Regions from separate parts of the Homo sapiens genome. Here region 1 is linked to region 2. A link is a loop called in an ENCODE intact Hi-C map of the cell type or tissue named here. Cell type or tissue: mammary epithelial cell. All regions are shown on one strand.

The links. Peaks named below come from ENCODE experiments on the same cell type or tissue, not always from the same donor. Only the 100,000 strongest peaks of a DNase experiment are listed, where the experiment ranks them.
Region 1: a loop joins it to region 2, with 5 times the contacts of the local background. A loop is called at or near these places in 1 of 110 quality-filtered maps.

What each region holds. Positions count from the first base shown.
Region 1 is chr1:204,506,104-204,508,603 of GRCh38, reverse strand. TRK-TTT3-1 (tRNA-Lys (anticodon TTT) 3-1) reads right to left here and starts at 2,077; the gene lies at 2,005-2,077. TRK-TTT3-2 (tRNA-Lys (anticodon TTT) 3-2) reads left to right here and starts at 1,502; the gene lies at 1,502-1,574. RefSeq lists silencers at 1,575-1,624, 1,965-2,044 and an enhancer at 1,216-2,132. In mammary epithelial cell, no CTCF peak of the experiment used is centred here; DNase peaks (open chromatin) are centred at 1,483 and 2,023; H3K4me3 peaks cover 1,909 bases; H3K27ac peaks cover 963 bases.
Region 2 is chr1:204,940,651-204,943,150 of GRCh38, reverse strand. The region is part of intron 2 of NFASC (neurofascin); the gene reads right to left. Among named protein-coding and RNA genes, the nearest start is that of CNTN2, 100 kb to the left of the region's middle. RefSeq lists a silencer at 1,216-1,315. In mammary epithelial cell, a CTCF peak has its summit at 1,231 (motif pointing right); no DNase peak of the experiment used is centred here.

The DNA.
Region 1 (2,500 bases), 430 kb after region 2:
TGTAGCTATTTTTCTCGTTTCTGATTAAAATGCCGTGACGATCTCTCCTGTAGTCAGATCTTTTTGTACACCCCTGATTCTTCTTTTTTTTTTTTTTTTTTTTTTTTGAGACAGAGTCTCTCCCTGTCGCCCAGGCTGGAGTGCAGTGGTGTTATCTCGGCTCACTGCAACCTCCGCCTCCCAGCTTCAAGCGATTCTCCTGACTCAGCCTCCTGAGTAGATGGGATTACAGGAGTGTGCCACCACGCCCGGCTAACTTTTTTGTATTTTTTAGTAGAGACGGGGTTTCACCATGTCGATCAGGTTGGTCTCGAACTCCTGACCTCGTGATCCGCCCTCCTGGGCCTCCCAAAGTGCTGGCATTACAGGCGTGAGCCACCGCGCCCCGTCACCTCTGATTATTTCTTCAGGACAAATTCCTAAAAGTGGAATTGCTGGACCAGAGCAATCACCCCGAAAGAGGTTAAGGATGGAATTAAGGTGAAGTAACATCAGCTAACAAAGACCTTTACTGTCCCACTCTCAAAGCTCTACCGTGGTCATTCTCAACACCAGCTCCATAGCAAAGGGCAGTGCTCAAATTACTGATGGCTACGGAAGGGAAGAACCTCCAATGCCAAGATCAAAACAATCTCTCTTCAATGCCATGTTCAGTTTTCCTGTCTCTCTAGCTTAGTAGGGCTTCTACCCCCAAGGTCGCTGCTGGTGAACTCTTCCAGAGTTTGCGCCCCTTAAAATTACTTGGATGCGCCGGGCCAATCACCGGAGGTCAGGAATTCGAGACCAGATTGGCCAACACGATGAAACCCAGTCTCTACCAAAAATACAAAAATTAGCTGGGCATGGTGGCAGGCGCCTGTAATCCCAGCTACTCGGAAGGCTGAGGCAGGAGAATTGCTTGAACCCGGGAGGTGGAGGTTGCAGTGAGCCGAGAGATCGTGCCATTGCACGCCAGCCTGGGCGACAGAGGGAGGCTCCGTCTCAAAAAAAACAAAAACAAAAACAAAAAAACAACTTGGATGCTTTCAGGCGACCTATTGGATAACCTCACCATCCTTCCTTTCTCTCACTTTATACCGCACAGTGCAACCCGATAGCTTCAGAACAGCATATTCATAGTCTCTTAGACAGATTCATTTTTTTCTATTATTGGATAGGTTTTAGCACTGATGCCCATTCTGTTATCAATGGTAAAATAGATCGAAGGTTATTACAGCACTTCAAAAGTGACACCTCGCCATTCTTTTAATCCTGAACCTATTTAACTACAAATAAAAAAAGCCTACCTAATCATGCTTACTAGGCGCATAAATATCTCGCAATTCTAAATTAGCTGGTGATGCTGGTGAAAGGCGCAGAATTTGGGCCTTCTGTTTTTCCTTTTACGCACGAATCACGAACTTTCTTGGCGTTAAAGCAGTCTCACAGTGTGGATGATGCAATCACTCAAGGGTCCTCATTCTTATGTAAGAAACGGCAGAACAAGCTGTTGTCTACGGGAGCCCGGATAGCTCAGTCGGTAGAGCATCAGACTTTTAATCTGAGGGTCCAGGGTTCAAGTCCCTGTTCGGGCGTCTTGTTCTCTTTTCCTCAATGAACAAATACAAATTGTACACATTATGGTGTATAACACCATGTTCTGAAATACGTATATATTGTTGAATGATTAAATCAAACTGATAAGGTTATGCATTACCTCGCATACCTTTTTTTGTGGTGAGAGCACAAGGTGCTTGCTTTTAAGTTTTTTTCTTCCTTTCTCAATTATGAGCCATCAAAAAACAAATATTTTTCTGGGAAACCACTGTGCCAGACCTCGATACTCTCCAAGAAATTAAATGACTTTTCAGTCATTTTTTTTCCTCCCTGAAAACACGTCTATCTAGCATATTCTGAACCCAGTGAAAAATGATTTGAATTCAACTTGAAATGTAAGGGTTTACGATGTCCGCTCTTGGGACTTGATGGGATAATTTAGCAGGTTAAAGTAACGAAAACTACAAACGCCCGAACAGGGACTTGAACCCTGGACCCTCAGATTAAAAGTCTGATGCTCTACCGACTGAGCTATCCGGGCGCTCCCGAAGAAAAGCTCTTTCTGTTCACTCCATATAGGTTGCTACCTTTTTTTCTTTTTTTTTTTTTTTCAGTTTTGAGATGGTGTCTTACTCTGTCGCCAGGCTGGAGTGCAGTAGCGCGATCTCGGCTCACTGCAACCACCGCCTCCCGGGTTCAAGTGATTCTCCTGCCTCAGCCTCCCGAGTAGCTGAGACTACAGGCGCGCGCTACCACTCCCAGCTAATTTTTGTATTTTTGGAAAAGACGGAGTTTCATCATGTTGGCCAGGACGGTCTCGATTTCTTGACCTCATGATCCGCCCACCTTGGCCTTCCAAAGTACTGGGATTATAGGCGTGAGCCACCGCGCCCGGCCTGCTTCCTTTTAAGTAGCTACATTTAGGTTTTAATTAGAATTAAAGGGTTTTTTTTGTTTTTTGTTT
Region 2 (2,500 bases):
ATTCCTCCAGTTTTCCTAGATTCATAGCTACCTATCAGATGGACACATCATTCTCCTGCTCCTATTTTATTCGGCAGCAAATTGAAGCCCACTCTCAATTGTGCACATGCACCATCTCCTATCCACCCTGACTGAGGGTGCAGAAGATAAGAACAGGACTCCAGTGCCTGCTCTCTGAGGGGGCGAGAGATCCTGGGAGACAAGGCCATCCTTCTGGAGACCTGGAGCAAAAAGCAGGTCACTGATTATTGCAATAGGACAAGGGACTTCCCTTGTGCCAGGATATGGGGCAAACTAAAGGATTCTTATTCACATTTTTGCAGTTTCTTTCCCAGAAGCTGGGCCCAGCACCAAACCTCAACTTTGTGTATATTTCTGGACTCCTCCACTTGCCTCCTTTCCCACTGCCACCACCGTGGTTTTGATCACCAACATTTCATGCCAGAGTTACTGCAACAGCTTCCTAAGTGGTCTCTCCAGGTCCACTTTTCCCCCCTGTGGTTTGTTTTTTACTTTATTATTTTTAATTGACACATAATAATTGTACGCATTTATGGGATGCAGTGTGATATGCCCCTCTGATTTACTCTCCACTCATAACCAAAGCTGTTATTTCTAAAGGCAAACAGAAATGTGCTACTCCCCTAGTGCAACTCTCAATAGCTCACTGCTGCTTGGGAGTTAAAGGTAGTGTCCTTGACATGGCTCAGAGGCCCTGCATAATGCATCCCCTCTGCTAGCTCACTGCTCATCTCTCCCTTGCATCCTGTGTTCCAGCCAAGACTGCTCTTCTACCAGCTCCCTCGGTACATCATGCTTGGTCTTGCTTACTGACTTTTGCACCATTAAGCTCTGGTCTAGAACACTCTGTGTCTGCCCTCTCTCGTTAGTATTTGCCAGGTATGACATACGTGTCCTTCATCTGTGCTCCTGCACACCCTTTACTTCCCCCATTATGGCACATTTCACTTTGTATTCATTCCAAAAGCCACTTGTCTATCTCCCCTATGAAAATGAAAGCTTTTTTATAAGGGAAGGTACCCTATCTTGTTTACTGTTTTATTCTTAGAATCGACCATAGTACCTAAAACATAGCAGATCCTCAAAACTGTGAGAGGGATCGACATATGGATGGATGAAAAAATGAACGAATGATTAAATGGATGAAATAAGAAGCCATTTGGACCATCATGTGCTTTTTAAAACCTCACGTTTCCCCAGAAAACCACCAGGCGGCGCAGGAGAGCACATGCTGTGGACCTGGGTGGCATACTGTGAAGGCTACTCATTAGTGGAACAAAAAAAATCCGCCCCTACACAGACGGTGCTCTCTGGAGAGGAAACCAACAAGCTGAAAGAGGGTTAAGAGAGTAGAAAATCTCCCAAGGAGGGACCCTCTGGCTAGAAGGCATCACAGGAGGTCTTTGGTTCACCTTCCCAACTCTCTAAGATGGTCCTTATACTGTCGCAGAAAGAATCCACTAATGCCTCTCCTTGGCTTATACATCTCCAAAGACCAGACTCAGATCAGGCAACTGAACCCTTAGTGCTGAGGGAACCTGCGATAGAGGAAGGCACAGCAGGGGCAGCAGGGATGGCTCCCATCCGGGCTCCACGACCACCATGTTTGGTTTAGGAGCTGCCAAGCAGTAGGAAGTGAAGGGAAAGAGACGGATATTTTATTTTGGGACTCTTGATAGAATTAGGAAGCCAGAAGCTATTCATTAAATCAGATACACATTGGCAAGAAAAAAAAGCCCAATTGTATGGGATATTTTAAATTCACTATTTAGCAATAGAGTGGAAAAAGAATCTCAAGATAATCACATTTAGCTGTGTAGCAATTCTCTCCCTCTTTCCTCTCTGGAACCCAGTTTTTCCAACAAAACCTTACAAGAGGAAAAGAATTTAAAGAACACTAGATTCATCCAATCCCCTTTCTTTTCAGATGAAGAAACAAAAGCCGAGAGAAGGGAAGTGACTGGTTTGAGTTTACCTAGCTGGTTAGTGGCAAAGGTAGAAAAAGAACCCAGGTTTCTTGACTCCTAGTCCAGGGATTTTCCACCCATTTTTCTCTTTGTATATACAGGAAAAGTACCAGAGTAAGGTTGCTATTTAAAAAAGAAATGTATAGTTTGGCAGTTCCTCAAAAAGTTAGACATAAAATTACCATATGACTCTGCAATTCTAAGGTATATGTGCAAAAGGATTAAAAACAGGCATCAAACAAGTACATGTACACAAAATGTTCACAGCAGCATCATGCACAACAGCCAAAGGGTGGACACAGCCCACATGTCCTCTAAGGAATGAATGGATAAACAAATTCCAGTATGTATATACCCTGGAATATGACTCAGCCATAGGAAGGAATTCAATACTGACATGCTCCAACATGGATGAATCCTGAAAACACGCTCGGTGAAAGAACCATGCACAAAAGGTCACAGGGAATGATCCCATAGATATGACATGTCTAGGTCTTATCTGTAGAATAGAT